Linked DNA regions of Homo sapiens: region 1 is linked to region 2. Evidence: chromatin loops called from intact Hi-C (ENCODE). Cell type or tissue: prostate gland. All regions are shown on one strand. Links, peaks and the distances in the headings refer to the core of each region. The heading gives the core; the rest is flanking DNA. Region 1 has its middle 200 kb from the start of INO80D-AS1. Region 2 overlaps NRP2 (neuropilin 2).

The links. A loop is a pair of places that touch in the nucleus more often than their neighbours do. Peaks named below come from ENCODE experiments on the same cell type or tissue, not always from the same donor. Only the 100,000 strongest peaks of a DNase experiment are listed, where the experiment ranks them.
Region 1: it touches region 2 in a loop (4-fold over the local background); 91 of 110 quality-filtered maps call a loop at or near these places.

Annotation. Positions count from the first base shown.
Region 1 is chr2:205,882,480-205,891,202 of GRCh38, reverse strand. No RefSeq gene overlaps it. Among named protein-coding and RNA genes, the nearest start is that of INO80D-AS1, 200 kb to the left of the region's middle. RefSeq lists enhancers at 2,808-3,308, 3,309-3,809. In prostate gland, for the core only: a CTCF peak has its summit at 5,408 (motif pointing right); a DNase peak (open chromatin) is centred at 5,422.
Region 2 is chr2:205,762,397-205,771,119 of GRCh38, reverse strand. NRP2 (neuropilin 2) reads right to left here. Exons shown (of 17, transcript NM_003872.3): 13 at 7,184-7,446; 14 at 5,550-5,646; 15 at 4,317-4,337. Among named protein-coding and RNA genes, the nearest start is that of NRP2, 84 kb to the right of the region's middle. In prostate gland, for the core only: a CTCF peak has its summit at 4,173 (motif pointing left); a DNase peak (open chromatin) is centred at 4,169; H3K27ac peaks cover 700 bases.

The sequences.
Region 1 (8,723 bases), core at 3,986-6,485, 120 kb before region 2:
TAAGTGTTTCTTGAATAGGTGAATTCCCAGGAGTGTATGCAGTTCTATTAGACTCTTGGCCCAGAGTTGCCAGTGAAAGTCACTTCACACTGTCTTGTTGTGGAGGCCAACGAATGGCATTCCCACGGACCTCTATCATCTGAAGCCGCTTCAGAGGCTCCTCAGGGCAGATGCAAATGGGACAACTTAAGTTTGACCTTAAAACCCATATTTAAATATTGAATTCCGTCTTGGAGATGCCACCTTCCACCAATGTGAAAAATTACTGATGTTGCTCCGGCAGGGGGGTAATCAGTGTTTTAGAACTGCATTTTCTTTATTTAATTTTTTTAAAAAATTTTAGTTTCAGAGGGTACATGTGCAGGTTTGTGACACGGGTATGTTGCGTGATGCTGAGGTTTGGGCTTCTAATGATCCCACTGCCCAAGTCGCAAACATAGTACCCGATAGGTAGTTTTTCAACCCCTGTCCTCCGACCTCCCTCCACGCTTTTGGAATCCCCAGTGTCTATCATTGCCATCTTTATGTCCCTGAGTTCCTGATGTTTAACTCCCACTTATAAGTGAGAATATATGGTATTTGTTTTCCTGTGTCTACGTTAATTCACCTAGAATAATGGCCTTCAGCTGCATCCATGTTGCTGCAAAGGACATGATTTCATTCCTTTTTATGGCCATGTGGTATTCCATGGTGTAAATATATCACATTTTCTTTATCCAGTCCACGTTGATGGGTATCTAGGCTGATTCCTTGTCTGTTGTTGTGACTAGTGCTGCAATGGACATACAAGTGCAAGTGTCTTTTTTGTAGAACAATTTATTTTCCTTTGGGTATATACCCAGTAACGAGATTGCTGGGTCAAATGGTAGTTCTATTTTTAGTTCTTTGAGAAATAATCAAACTGCTTTCCACAGGGGCTGAACAAATTTGCATTCCCACCAACAGTGTCTAAGGTATAAGCGTAGAACTACATTTTCAACTTATCTCCTCTAACAGGAGTCTCCCAATATTTTTTTTAACTGTGAGGGCTTCCTCATCATAGTTCTACCTGAAGTATTTGCTCATAGAAAAAATGGATAAAGGGCAGACATGGTGGCTCACACCTGTAATCCCAGCACTTTGAGAGGCCAAGATGGGAGGACTGCTTGAGGCCAGGAGTTCAAGACCAGCCTGGTCAACATAGTGAGACCCTGTCTCATATTAAAAAAATGTATAAAGTGGTAGATTGCATTATTGTTCATGATTATTTTCTTTCTTCCTTTCTCTCGCTCCTTCCTTCCCTCCTTCCCTTCCTTCCCTTCCTTCCCTTCTTTCCTTCCTTCCTTCCTTCCTTCCTTCCTTGAGACAGGGTCTCACTTTATTGCCCAGGCTGGAGTGCAGTGGCATGATCGTAGCTCACTATAGCCTTGATTTCCCTGGCTCAAGCAATCCTCCCACCCCAGCCTCCTTAGTAGCTGGGATTATAAGTGCACACCACCACACCCAGCTAATTAATTTTTTTTTTTGTAAGTACAGGGTCTCACTCTGTTCCCCAGGTTGGTCTTGAACTCCTGGGCTCAAGTGATCTGCCCACCTTGGCCTCCCAAAGTGCTGGGATTACATGTGTGAACCACACACCCAGTCATGATGATTTGCTTTCAAAATAAATACATCCCTGCCCTTCCTGTGCCTCCAGTAGCTGAAGTGGCCATCCACCCCCACTTATCAGTCATGACAGGACATGTGATTAGATGCGACTGTGTGGCTTAGCTAGGTTTCATGCAGCATGTCACAGTCAGAGGCTGCTCCTTCAGCCTGGGTACCTGAATGAGAAGACACGTGGAGCAGAGCAGAGCCTGCTTCAACCTGCAGCCAGGATGGAATCAGGTGAGTAATAAATGCTGGGTGCTGGAAGCCACTGGAATTGTGTGGTTGCCTGTTACTGCAGTAACCAAGCAACAACAGGAAGCAGCAATACAATGAATTGTATCTTAATCATCATAACAACATCTATAGATGTTCGAAAAATGCTGGTACATAGCAGTTGGATTGATGCATGAAGGGGTGATTGGGCAAGACATACCTTTTTTTCTTTTCTTTTTTTTTAAGTTTGTGGGCCATACTTAATGTCCAATCTGAATTAGCAGCTTCCTTGACATAACTTGGCAGTATCAAGGGTTTCTTGCCCTGTAGTTTGAGAATCTCTATCCTAGAACAATTATTCTCCTGCAAATTTGTGGCAATTCAAAAAGAGAATGAATTTTGAGATAGGGAGTGTGGGTTTGGGTCCTGGCTTCTCACATCTTTCGTGTGTGAATTTGGGCATGATCTTTAGCCCATGATCTCTCAGCCCATGTGCCCATTAAAAATGGCTATGACTCTTGCACACAGGGCTGGTTAGGGCCTTAAATGACATGAGCCATGGGGATCTTCCTTCTAATGGTTGTACATGTTATTCTTAGAGTAGCTAACCCAAGGATGGAAGAGTCTTTGAAACCACCATTTCTCCCACACCCCGTCTCCCTTCTCACTGAACCCCCAAACCATCAGTGGAATGCCCCCACTCAGTTTTGAGTTTCATGGGTGGCACTGAGAAAGCACCAAGTCCCTATTAAAGGGGCGGAGGCACTGGCAGCTCTGGCTGGGGCAGGGCAGGACCTTTCATTTCAGATGAAAGTTGATTCAGACTCTGATATCCCAAGAAAATGCCTAACCTTGAATTACCTTCCTTGGAAGTCCCACCAGGTTGACTAGTGGTGGCTTTCTCTTTTCCTGCACCCCCGCCGCCAGTGTGTCTCTAATGGTTCCCCATTCCTTGGACTTGGGTATCTCAGTCCTGGATGCAATGGAACTTATGATAACTGAGTTAATTAGGACCAAGGGGAGCACCATGCCAGGCTGCTTCAGTCACAGCCTCTGCACCTTCCCCAGGTTGGGAGGAAGCATATCCTACCACCTTGGCACCTGCCAGCAAACCTGTGCCCAGGGGAGAAGCTGGAGTGAGGGTTCAGGGTCCCCATTGTGACGTTAGCCCTCTGAGGTCACAAGGTGGATCCCAGAGGGCTCAGACTGGGGAAGAAAGTTATGCCATGTAGAAGTAAATTTAATGAGGTCAGAAGGGTGAGGGGTGTGTGTGTTTGTTTGGGGGTGGAGTATCTTTAAAATGGCAAGAGGGAGGCTGACGCTGCATCAGCTTTGGCCACGCTGCATTTTGAGAGCCTCTGGCGTTCTGAGGCTTCTTCCCTCCTTCCTCCCCACAACTCCCTCCCAGGCCCTGCATGCCTTCCTGCAGCCCTGTTTTTCCCACGTTCGGCCCTGTACAGCCTGATCTGTGGAATGGGGGTGGAACCGTGCGGAGGCTGAGCAAGCGCTGACCACCTGCCAGCACCGTGCTGAGCTCCCAATGTACACGGATTGAACCAGAAATGGCCGGGGATCACCCACTTCACACCCACAAAACCACCAACTTCATATGGTGCAGCCTGACTACCACATTTAATTTCTCAGCAATCTTGAGAGGTATAAGGATTACATCTCCACTTTTCAGATGAGGAGAATAAGTCATCACTCCAAATCAAACATTAGTGAACAACAGAGTGAGAATTTAAGTTCTGAGCCCGGACTCCAAGCCCTATTCAAAACTATTACATGACACCGATAAATCCTTTTATACTAACCTGTAAACAATCAATAACAGCTTCACATGGTACCTCCTGTGTGGGACAAGGCTGGTTCTTTAGGGCATCGCTCAAATGCTGGCATTGGAAGATCCTGGATGCGAGGAGTCCTTTGTTCCTTCAGCTGAACCTCCCAAGATGTTTCTGATTCGCTTCGAGAGAGTCTGCCTGGCTCACCTGCCTAAGACATGGGTAGGAATGGCAGGCAGGTGGGCTAGGCCACAATTCTGCTTCTTGAAAAAAATGGACTGTTCTTCTGATTTAAGAAGTAAACCCTATTCAGTGTAGAAAATGAAAACAAATATAAAATATGTAAATAAAAATGACCAACCATCCTTAGCTAGAGGTAAGGATTGTCACAATGTTTCAGGATTGTACTTTTCACTTATCTTGTGCCTCTCTCTCTCTGTCCTCCTCTCTAAGTGCATAAATACATTTTGGAAGGTGGATCTAGTGTACATATAATTTTCCTTATTTATTAAATCTCCATTTTATTCTAAAGGATTCAGCATGGATTACAAAGGCACATAAAAAATGATAGAACAAACTAAAAGTGGGGTTAAGAAAGACAAATCTACACCATAATGCCATGTTCAGATTTGTATTTTTAACATTTAACATGACATTGAGCATATGTGCCCATTTGCCATTAAATAGACTGTTGCATTATTTTTTAAATGTATTAGTATTATTATTTTTAATAGAAGGAAAGCATATGACCGCAGAGCAGTGCACAGGTTGGAAGTGAATGGCTGGATGCGGTATCTTGTGGGTTTTTTTTTTTTTTTTTTTTTTTGAGACAGGGTCTCACTCTGTCCCCAGGCTGGAGAGCTGTGGCGTAATCTCGGCTCACAGCAGCCCCTACCTCCTGGGCTCGAGCGATCCTCCCACCTCAGCCTTCCAAGTCGCTGGGACTACAGGTGTGCGCCACCACACCCGGCTATATATATACATTTTATATATATATATATATATATATATATATATATATATATATATATATATATATGTATTATTTGTAGAGATGGGATTTCTCCATGGTACCTAGCCTGCCACATCATTCTTAATGTCTCCACGGCATTCCACTGATGGGAGCAGCGCTGTGTATCTGATCAGGCCCCTCCTATTTGCTGTTAGGCCGCTTCCAAAATGGCAGATTTACAAATAAAGCTGCAAACGACACCTTTGTAAAGAAATCTTTGTGCACCCCTCCATTTCCTGAATGGGCGTTTCTAGAAGTATTTCCAGCAACACCAGAGCCATGGAGGAATCCTATGTGTGAATCCCCCACTGCCCTGGGAGAGCACAGCATTTTCTGGTGCATCCAGAGGTTGCCCAGCCCCTCTCTACGTCAGTATGGACCCTTCGCATCCTAGGCCAATCACGTCGCCTTCCAGACTGTCCCCACGTATGTCCCCATGGCTCTGCCAGCTCCCTGCCCTTACGCCTCTCAGGGATGCACGGTTGGGCTACTACAGGAGCTACTGCCTGTTGGGATGAGCACCCCCGAAGTTGGGCATTGGAAAGAGAAATAGAGTCAGATACTTGCCGGAGGTGAATGATGTGGGTGAGGGAAATCGCTGCACTTGGCTTATTTCTGTTTGATCCTTACCAAGTTTTCTGCAAAGAAACTGCCTGGGATGCTGCTTATGCGGCTTTCTCATTTGCTGAAAAACAATGTGTGTCCGGAGTAGTGAAAAGGCAACGGACCCAAACTGCCTCTAGCACCAAGAACCCGGCAGTCCACACGAGGGCGCTGTTCTCCCGCCATGAAGGACTAGGCGGGCTCCTGCTTTCTGGGCGGAAAAGGGCGCCAGGAGGCAGAGCGGGAAAACCGGCAGAGGGTGTGGGAGGGAGGAGGAGACGTTTGCCTTCCCCGTCATTCTCCTTCCTTGCAGAGCCTCTCCTTTCCCTCAGGGACTCCCTCACCACCTCTTCCTTACAGCCCCCTCACTGCTTTTCCTTGCGTATCTTTCGGATGCCACAGTCAGCTCTGGGCCCATCCATGGCTCCATCTCCTATCCTAGGGTTGTCCCGCGGCGCCCTCTTTTCCAATGGATTTTCCCTCTCTTATCCTGCACTGGCTATAATTTTTTTTAAAGTGACATATATTTACTTGTGTATTTAACAAAGTTTTTGGTGCACTTAAAAAATGTTAAAGCAGAAAAATTAATCCTTTTGTATTTATTAATTTTTTTCTGGAAAATAGAAACCCACAAAAACAAGATTATTTAAGATTTTTTCCCCCTTGCATAAGGCACCTGGTTGCCTGTTATTTATATACGTATTTTTTGTGGATCAGTGGACCCGAAGAGAAAAATGATCAGAACTGTAACAAATATAACCTAATTGTCATCAGGTTCTTGGTCTTTGATTCCTTTATATTCAGGGCTGTAAACAAGTCTGCATCCGGAAGTGGAAATAAGGCAGCTAAAGAATTCATGAATAATAGTCACAATGTATTGAGCTTTCAATAATAGTGACAGTGTATTGACCCATGTCCTCCACTACCAGTGAGGGAGCTGAGGTCAGAGAGTGTGAAGAGCGAGGCCAAGGTGACCCAGATGAGGAGGGTAGCTAGGATTTGATGCCCGCTCTTAGTGGCTTCAAACCTTGGGCCATTTCAGTAGCAACCCATGAGACCATTCAAGTGGACCTGGGCAGTGAGTCCGGCTTTAGGGTCACTTCTGCGGAACAGTAAGGTCCAAGAGGTTCCTCATCCAGCTGAATGCGGGGCTTCAGTACCTTTCTGAGACCAAGGGACAGGGGGAACCCAGACTCAGGGAGCTGAGCAAGCTGACCCCACGCCTCTACTGGAGCTAAGGGAGAGCAGCGCCATGCACAGCGCTCTTTGGTTTAATTGTAAGGCACCATTCTCGCCCACACATGACCAATGGCTGGGTACTCATTTTTCTTTAGTGATAAGGAAGAGCAAAATCAACCCACATGATCTAGAGCAGTGGTCCTCAACCTTTTTGGCACCAGGGACTGGTTTTGCAGAAGACAGTTTTCCATGGGCCCACCAGGGTGTGGGGATGGTTACGGGACTATTCAAGCCCATTACATTTATTTTGCACTTTATTTCTATTATTATTACATTGTAATATATAATGAAATAATTATATAACTCACCATAATGTAGAATCAGTGGGAGCCCTGAGTTTTCCTGCAACTAGACAATCCCATCTGGGGGTGATGGGAGACAGTGACAGATCACTAAGCATTAGATTCTCATAAGGAACATGCAACCTAGATTCCTTGGGTACACAGTTCCCAATAGGGTTCATGCTCCTATGAGAATCTAATGCTGCCGCTGATCTCACAGGAGGCGGAGCTGAGGCAGTAATGGGAGCCACGGGGAGCAGCTGTAAAAACAGATGAAGCTTTGCTCATTCACCTGCTGCTTACCTCCTGCTGTGCAGCCTGGTTCCTAACAGGCCATGGACCAGTAGTGGTCCATGTACTGGTCCATGGCCTGGGGCTTGGGGACCCCTGACCTACAGAGTTGTGTTAGGGTTAGGGGCCAGGCATGGTGGCTTGTGCTGTAATCCTAGCACTTTGGGAGGCTGAGGCGAGTGAATTGCTTGAGCCCAGGAGTTCAAGACTAGCCTGGGCAACATGGCAAAACCTCATCTCTACAAAAAATACAAAAATTAGCTGGGCATGGTGGCGCACACCTGTAGTCCCAGCTACTTAGGAGGCTGAAGTGGTAGGATTGCTTGAGCCCGGGAGGTTGAGGCTGCAGTGAGCTGTGATTGTGCCAATGCAGTCTAGCCTGGATGGCAGAGCCAGACTCTGTCTCGGGGGGTGGGGGGGTAAAAAAAAAAAAAAGGAGTTAGGAGGCTGAAGCTATGAACCCCTAAATAAAGAGCCCATTCCCAAGGTACAGCCCAGCAAAGTATTATTAGTCATTTTTACCACAGTGTGCAAATAGAGATATGTCCTTTCCCATCTCTGGTCCAGAATTTTGAATTTTAAACTTTATCTCATTGAAATGAAGGTCCCTATATTCAGTGAAAAGTATTTCAGGCCACCTCGGGGGTCAAGGGAGATCTTTGCAGGGCACTTGAAATGATGCCATGAGATAGCTGTGGCGGTCACCTCACCCTTCTCTTAAAAAAATAGTAACCTAGTCACAGTGGTAATTCATATCTGTTTTAGAAAAATTGGAAAATATAGAAAAGCACAAAGAGGAAATCAATTATAACCCTTCTCAGCTTAACACCTTTAATTTATTTCTCCAAAACAAAGAGTACAGCAAAAAGCATTAAGCTAAAGGCTATTAACATAACAAAAAGGCCTCCGGTCTCTTCTCTGTAGAACTTTGAAGATCGTGCCGGCCTCAGGGCTTGGAGCCGAATCCCACTTTCATGGCACTCAAGCCTGCCCCTTGAAACAAGTCACTTATGCCCCTCCTGTGACATTTTTGGAGGTTACAAAGATTATTCCCTTACTGGCAAACGCTAGGTGGGAAGAGAGAAGTGGATGCACAAATATAGAAATGTATTTGTTTCTACCACTACATTCCACAGTTTTTTTGGATATATTCCATTTGTTTCCAAAAATAGTGTTTTCTTGCTTTGCTGTACTTGTCAAAGAACAAATCACATTTGGAAAAAAAAAAATCTGTTTTTATAGGCATTTTCAGGAGTAGTCGCATAAATATTCCCTGAAATTGATCTTCACAAGGAGAAGACCTTACTCCATGAACAACCTAGAAACCATGGAGCAGAGAAGCAAGCAGGGGGTGTGATCTCCATCCTGTGTGGTGCCTGGGCTGGGCCGACCCTCAGGAATCGGGTTGGTCATAGGTGCTGAGGGAGGACTTCTTCTTCTCTTCGTTATTCCCACTGCTTGGGATGGCTGCTTATAATATTTTAGTGTCTCTATGGCATTTTTCTTATTGAATGTTAGAAATTTCCCTGTGTTCTGAAACCAGCGTCTTAAATTTTAAAATACGTTGTAAAAATTTTCTTGAGTCCTTCACTCCTTACAATGTCATTGTCAGTGGCTTCCGAGTACTTCTTTTTTTTTTTTTTTTTTTTTTTTTTTGAGACAGAGTCTTGC
Region 2 (8,723 bases), core at 3,232-5,731:
TGAAGTCTCGGACGCTTCACACTCTTTGGTGGCACTTATGCTACTTTCTGTAAACTGAGTCTTGTCCCTGTGTTCTTGGAGAGAAAAGTTGGTGAAAAACATTTTCTTCCACCCATAGATAAGCTGGCCTCGGCAGTTGTTTACATGAGTGGTAAACTGATGGAGAGGGGACGTGTCAGGCCTCTGTAGCAGGAGAGGTGGCATGCTCCAGCGAACCTCACAAAGAACACCTCTGTGTCCCCTGGGGAAGGATGGCCGCCAAGCAGTTACCCGCTTCACACATCTGATCTCCATGCTTTCTTGCTCAGCAACACCTAGCCTTAATCTGGCAGCTGGAGACATAAGGGGGTGGGGGCAAGGAGGAGGATTCACACACTACAGCTGCCTATCTGGAACCCCGGCAGGGGTTAGGAACACTTCTCTGCCTTTCATCAGACGGTTATGTGCAAAAGCACCATTTAACCCTCTCTGCATCTCAGAAGTGCTTCTAGGAGAAGGAGGCGTGGGAGGAAGGGAGTCCAGGGAGAAAGGGAATGTGAGGCCAGGCCCTGGGATGGGGGACCTTACCCTGGTGGACAAAGCCTTGGGAGGCAGGCAATAGAGGGTGAGGGTGGGAATGGGAAAGGAGAGAAGGGGGTGCAAAATGCAGAGATTGGCCAGTTGGCACCAAAGAAACAGAACTTAAAGCCTAAGGAATAGAGTCAAATGCCAGCCAGCATTACCCCCAAAATGGGCCTCTCTTAATACTGCTCCCCTCTATGCCCAAGAGACAGCTGTGGATGTGCACTTTCTCCTGGTTTTGTCTGGATGAGAACTGTGGAGAACTGCAGAAAGGCACCTAGGGAGACCCGAGAAATGGGGCCCCTGGACCTTAGGAATGGTCTGAGTCATAAACCCCACATTCCCAGCTGAAACGGGAGACATTGATGTTCCTTTTAGCATCCACTAGCGTAGGACAGTCATTCTGAATCCTTCCCTCTGACAACCACCTTCCACAGGTGCACCCAGCTGGGATTTCCGTGAGTCTCTAACAGGTAGGGCACCAGATCGTCTCTCTGCCCGTGCTCTGCTCAGAAACCACAGCCTCTAACACGAACAAAAACTCTTGCCTCCAAGGTGAGCTGCTAAAAATAACCACCTGGTCAACAAACCCCAGAACTCTGATTATGGGCTTCATATATTTTTACTGGCTTCTTTATTGTTCTTGTTTCCTTTATTGAAAAAAGAAAGTATTGGGTAAGAGGAAATAATCCATCACCTTAATTACACCACTTTTCGGTTCTTTTTCCCCCCTTTATACACACGGTTTTTCATTTGTTAAAGCTCAAATCCTAGAAAAAGATACATGACGGCACCATGTTTATAGCCACTGCTTTAAAAAAGAAAAGAAAAGAATGCACACCCAGGCTACATTGTTTAAAATGTGACTCATAACAACCACAAAAAAGGGTCTTTTTAAAAAATCACATGACAACACAGTTTATTCATTCTTTCTTCTCTTTCTCCCTTCTCAACACAGATCTCTTTTTCTTCCAGGCTTTTCTTCATTACTGACTCACATCCTGGCACACAATGTGTCTGTGTGTGTGTGTGTGTGTGTGTGTGTGTGTGTGTATGTATGTATATACACACACACAGCAGAAAACACAGGATGATTTAAATTTAAAATAATATTGCATGGCAAGAAATCAGTAAGAGGCGGAAAATGAAAGATACTTCCAAATATAAAAGATTGCGACCATCTAATAACTCCAGGTCCAAAGGCCACTTTTATTGTATTTCACTAAAGATTTACCTGTACAGTGATTGCTCCCAAAGAATGAGATTACCTTTGTTGCATGATTAATTTATAAGGGAAAAGAAAAACACTCTAATTTGAAAAATGTATAACAATGTAAATGCCTATGGTTGGCAGTGTTTCAACATCAACTTTCCATACCTTGCCTGCCCCCTGATTTCTCTGTTTCCATTTTTTGAGTGAAAAGGCTGATTTTATGCCCGGATCAAGAGAGGACTCCTGCTGTCCTGACCATAAGAGGAATAGTATATGAGTCACTAGGTTAGATGGAACACACAGTCCTCTCCTCTCTCAAACAGAAAAGTTTGCTCAAGGCAGAGTTGCATGCTGTGGTCAAACAGGTCTCAGCCAGAAAGAAGAGACCCATGGCACTAGGTTCATCTGGTTACCAACTCAGATCTCCATGTAAAACGTGCCAAGGTGAATGAAATTCTCCATTCCCAATTCAGATTCTGCTCTTTACTGTGTCCATTGGCCAAGTCTCTGCTCCCCAAGCCTTGGTTTCTTCTTCCCAAAGATGCTTGCCATCCTCCAGGACGAAAGCCATGGCCTAATCCATGCAACTTGTGCACTGCCTTTGCTTAGCCTCAAAGCGGCCCACCAGGAGCACCCTGGAAATTCTTACCTTCAAGTTACTAAGCCCTGTGTTTATTTTGGCTAAATGAGCACTGCTGCTCAGATGAGATTTTATGTATATATTTTTTACAAGAGAGCATGACTGGCCTGTGAAGCCTCATGGTAAGCACAGTTTCAAGGAGAGTGTACGTGCCCTGGTCTGCTTATTCTCTTACGGAAGTGAAGCACTTAGCACTTAGCCACTGTACTTGTCAGTCATGGCCCGACACGGTGTGCACACAGAACAGTGTCTGCAGCAGCTGCTGGCACGTCTTTACCCAGCCTTTCTGGGAGCTGTGAGTCTCCACAACCCAAAGAGAGTCAGGCGAAACAACATCCACAGCTTTCACTTCACCAACATAAGCATTACCTTGGGTCCTGAAGGTTAGAACTCGAATTCGACTGTAATCCAAAGTCGTTCAGTTTGGCTCTCAGCTTTCCTCCAATACTTTGGATTTACATTAACATAAACCTCACCCCCAGAGAGCACCAGTGTATGCACATGAATACTCTTAATACTTTTAGAACTGTGGTACAGGGAGTGGGCATGGGGTTCAGGGACACGAGGAAGGGTAAGAAAGGCAATATATTCTATGTCGGTCTGTCATTCCCCTGTCGTCTGCAGCTTTGTTCCTCACTGGCTGTCTTAGAGCTGATGAGTGGCAAATTGGGTGAGATGATTTGGAGTCAGGGAGCATATCTAGGTGGCAAACCAGGAATTCATCTCTTTCTAGCCCAGAGCTGGACAGATTAATGAGAGTGAAGATAACGAGTCTAGACGGCAGATATAAAAATGGCTGCCCTTATCTCTGCAATGCTGCCACTTGTAGGGGTAAGCCCAGCCAGTACAAAGAGGGCACAGCAATCCTCACAATTGCTGGCATCAAACAGGTCATGAAGAACCCCCATCATTTGGTGAGGGTGTTTTTGTGTGTGCTTTTACACTCAGGCCAACTGCAGTGACGCATTTAGAGTGGCTCCTAAATGTTTGGCATTAGAAACCGGTGTGGGAACTTCAGCAGTGTCCGCTAATAGGTTTGCAAAGAGGGCAAAATGTAAAATCTGCTGCATTGTAACAGCACAAACAACATTGCCATCACCCAAGGCTGGAGGCCTTTTTTTTTTTTTATAACCTGGATGAGGCAAGCATCCCCAATTCTTCTCACTTTGCTCTGCTCTCTCTGCTTTCTCGGGGGAGAACACGTCCTTTCTGATTTTCAGTCCTGCATTTAAAGTGCTCTAGCTCCAGTCATCGAATGCACCTCCTTATTCCCTTGACTGGACACCGGGTCCTAAATGTGGCAACTCTTTCTCCTGAGGCCACCACTTCTGTGTCTCTTTCCTAACTTCCTTCTCTTACAAGCAGCCTGCCACCGTACCTCACTGAGGTATGGTGACTGCAGGTACTGACTGCAGGCTGTACACAGAAGCCCCTCGGCTCTGTGGTTAACTGAAACCGCTGCCTTGGTACCCTGGAACTGGAAAGAAACCATCTTCAGGCTAAAATAAATCATTGCCACCTCATTTCACTTTTAATTTATACTGATTTTTTTTTTTTTTTGGTTCAGTCTTCCCACAGTCTCTCCTTTCTCACCACCCCTGCATTTTCAGCCTCATTGCTCCCCGTTGGACAATGCAAGGCTGAAAGGTTTATCTGTAACCTATTTGTCTCTATTAATAGGTTTCTAAACTTTAATTAAACAAGAGACAGTGAGGCTCTCAATCCCCTTCCCGCATCTACAGGTGTTGCTAGTGCCATCTAGCGGCAGGAAGGTGTGGCGTCTCTTTTCTCTTGCGAGATTTGACAAATTTGGAGGTTGATTCCCCCCATCAAATTCACATCACATGGGGGAAGGAAAAAGCATGCAAAAAAAAAATTTTTTTTTACCTTTAAAATTCTCACCTGCAAAAGCCGAGATGGGTTCTGAAAAAAACAAACAAAAAATTGGACTTAGTTAAAGGCAAGAAACAATTGGGTGAACATAGAGTGAATAATTGGATGAATATGATGATAAACATGACTGCACTCGGTTTTTTTGTACCACTCCATGGAGAGGGCCCCCCATCTTCCACATGTTCTAGGCTGGCTCTAACACATCATCATCATGGGGTGGTGATGGCGGAGGAGGGGGGATTCTCAAAGTTGCTTTGGAACAAAAAGTCCTTCATCAAGAAATGGGTCCCTAAAGTATTGTAATCAGTTACTTACTGCTGATTACTTTCTCAGAGCCTGGATTACTTTTAGATGCCTGGGGCCTGAGAGTTGCCCGGAGGGACTGGGGTGGTCCCAGGTGCTTCTGACATCATCAAGCACACACACACCAGGGGTCGTGTGCCAAGAAAGGCAGTTGGTGAGTTACTGCAGCCACTCTGCTGACTGAAAGCAACCCTCATGCCTTCTCAGGGTTCCTTTCTTGGTTTGGGAAATGTCCATGGCTCTGATGGGACACAGCCAGGGTGACCTCATCTGCAGCAGGAGACCCTGAAGAAAATGCGTGCCTCTCAGGTGGACTGGCTGTTCAGGTGCTTTTGACCAAGATGATGGTTATGATATCCTTCTCGTGCCAGTCACCTGGCCTGCAATGTTTAATCCTACAACAACTTTGGGATCTTGGGCATTAGAGGTATTCGTTTTAAAGAAAAATCTGAAATCTTACTTCAAATGCCACAGTTTGCTCTGCAATTCATTCATGTAAAATAACTACTCAGGTAATTGTGTTATCACTCTTACATAACATATGTACTATTTTTGCTCACCAGTGAAGGCTTCCATTAAATCCATCAAACCTTTCCAGCATATAATTTTGACTGGCAGTTGCTCTCGTCCTCTAGCATTTTCTTTGCTAAAAGCTGGGGTTTGCTGAGGGGGTCTTGGCACCCTGAACCTCTATGTACTTAGTGCATGTCTATTTCTGATTGGGAACAGGGATATAAGCCGTCCCCTTACCTCACACCCCTTCCCACCCTGAACCCAGCCTAAGACACAACTACACCCACACCTTACCTTGCAGAGACTGTGGCTGCCCCACCCACTGGGTAACGACTGCATTGGAAAATGGTGTCCTGCCTCCTCTTGCTTATCCCAGCCCTTGGGGTCTTATTTGAAAGAACCATGAAGAGACAGATATTCACATACCCATGCAGTTCTCCAGTGGGACATCAGTGCTTATCCGAATGTCATCAATGGCAATCTCTCCGGAACGTCCTTTCCCTATCACTCCCTCGAACACAATCTAGAAGCCGGAAGAATAAGAGCCATGGTTAACTGAGTCTCCTAGTCCAAACGGTGCAAGGATTTCCAAGTTTCTGTTAGCTGCAGCTTAAAGCGTGTGTGTGTATGTGTGTGTGTGTGTGTGTTATTGCACCTGGTACACATCTGTTGACCACATGGCTACAGCTCTTGAAATCTTAATTCAAAATGAGTTTGTTCAAATCAAACGCATATTTAAGGGGATAAGAAAATATAACAAGGGGGTGGATATTGTTGTCCAGTAACTAGAATGTATTGATTAAAAGGGCCATAATCAGAGACTATTGAAAGGGGGGTTGAAACTTCCCTCACTATTTTCGAGGTTCCTGTCTCATAAATCTTTCAAATGCCCAATCCAGGTATTTGAAAACTCAGAAGACACAAGTAGGTGGGGGTAATGTGAGAAATACAGCACATAGGTTTTGATTTGTGCTCCTTATTATAAGTTGCCTTAGGGCTTCATTATTACAACTAGGAGGAAAAGAATTTGTTTTTTCACCAGCCATTTACTGAGCACCTACTATGCCCTGGACATAAGGATAGTAACAAAACCTAGTAAGACAAGATCTCTGCCCAGAGAAGCTCACCCATCTAATGGCTGAGACACAAATGCAAACAGGTAGTTACAATACAACACACTCAGGTGAGTAAGTGGGAACCCAGATGGGGGTGGGGAAGGTCTCAGGATGCCTTGCAACCTCAAGGGACAGGGACTGCAGGCTGTACACAGAAGCCCCTCGGCTCTGTGGTCTTCAGTCATTTCTCATGCTCGCCCTCCCCAGGTTCCTCTCTGCAAACTAGCACATGTCCTCTGGCAAGCTGGGTGAGCAGTTGGCTGCTGCACCAGCCATCTGTTGCTGCTCCTCGTCTGGGGAGGAGAAGGTTAATGCTTTGGCTGGTTCTCAGTCACCTCTTCCACAGTGTGTCTACTCCTACCCAAGTTGCAACCACGGCTGAACATACCCATCTGTGCCTCAGTCTCCTGCTCTGTGGGGCAGAGATAACAGAACTCCATTCCGGGAGCTGGTGAGAGAGAGAGAGCACTCACTCTGGAGCCTCTCATGTCTGCCGGCCACTGAGCGCCAACAGCCCCCGCTCCCCTTCCTGTGTTCTTGCTGCCTGGGACAGGTCTGGGAGATTATCCTATTTCCTCCCCAGATCTGAAGGGGCTCCACAGGCCTCTTTCCTTGTGTGTGGAGGGTTTGTTTGTGTTTATTTCTCTGGCTTCTGTGTCCCTTTGTCAGCCTACCTGATAGCAATCTAAAATAAAATGGAGAGGAGAAACATTTGTTGGAGAAGATTTCAGCAATATAAAAGGCAACAGGAGGAACAAAGAACCAAGTCTGGGTGTAGAGATAGGCATATTCTGAATAACAAATAAGAGTGTCATTCAGTTGCCATGGCAACGTGAGAAACACAATGAAAACAGTAGCGCTTAACCACGTTCCCTAACGATGAATGGGCTCGGCCCTTGAAATATTGAAATACGGATCACAAGATTCCCTTTTTGCTCACCCCACCTGGTACTCCATGTCGTAGCTGGGCAGGATGATCCGCCCGTGCTTCCACTCGCCGCCCTGGTCCTCACGGATGACCCACAGCAACTTGCTCTCCTGGCTGGCTTCCCGCACCACCTGCAGCGCCACCCCGCGGCCGCCCGTGGCCTGGTACTGGAACTCCATGCACACCGGGCTTCGGGGCAGGTGGACAGGGGGGCTGATGAGCCGGGCATACTGGCCCTCTCTCTGGCTGTCACTCTGCAGCCGCAAGAAATTCCTGTCATCTGGCAGAAACAAACCCAAACAGAGGTTCTCCATAAACACTCGGGAAAGACACCAGTGTGCTGCTGTGGCCTCTCCAAGGGAAAGTTGGGACTGAGTTTCGGTGTCTTTGGTTTATTCATGTCCTTGTTCTCCAGGCTCTGTGACCCTTTCTTAAGGCTCCTTCAGAGCCTTGATTCAAATGCTGTGTTTTCTTAAGAGTCTCTAAGTCAAATCGGTCCCTCCTGCCTATTTCTCGGTATCATTTCCTTTCCATCTCTTTCACATGGAGCACCCGGCACAGCTGCCTTATGTCTTGGCTGGTTGTGTGCGTGCCCTTCTTCTCCCTCTAGATTCTGAGAGGCCAGACCCACATCTTATTCATCATTAACTCACCCAAAGGGCCAGTGCAATCTGATGAACTGAATTACAAGGGGACAGATTATAGGGGGTGGGGGGCTGCTAGATTGGAGGGTGACTATGACCAGGTGGTTGATGCTTCCAGCCCTGGCCATCTTGGCTGGGCACTGTCCAAATGGCTGACATTTAAAACCTTCTGTCTCCATCAGTGCTCCTAGATGATGCTTGGGCTCTAGTGACTGTGACTCAGAAGCCCAGTGTCACCTTCAAACAGAACAGAGGGTGGGAGCTGAAAGGGATGATTCAGGGAGGCTTGAACTTGGCCTTTCTGAGACAGCCAGGCACATATGGCTCCAGTGATAAAGGTGCTGTCATTATCATTAACAAAGGCTGTGTGTTTAGCAGAGAATATATGTGTTCTGGGAAATTAAGGGTTTACCAATCCAAATGTTTGGAGAATGGCCTTTTTGGCTGATTAGTTTCAAATTCATCAGACACTCATGTGGAAGACCGAGTTCTTGTTGCTGTTGGCAGACTACGTGCCTTGCAGAACACAGGTGTGACCTGCACCTTCAAATCCAACTTGTACAGGACCATTCTGGCCACTTGTACAGAGAACAAGGTGGCATTTGGTGAGGAAATCTCAGTACCTCTTTTTGGCCCTGAAACATAGGGGCGTCTTAGGCTGAATACTTCTGCAAGATGGCAGGGCCACTTTTCTACCACATATGCAGCATGGAATGTGGGCACGTCAGATGCCTTAGGATCATGTTAGTGTGAGGTCATGTTAACCTGGGACAGATGCACAGAGCTTTCTTACTCCACAGGGACTGTGAATATCCTGGACTTGTCAGGGTAGATGGGCTAGGATTCTAGAGCCTAGAATCAATGCAATACTCCCTGGACCACTGCTTTGCTGTTGTTAATCCTGCTGACCTCA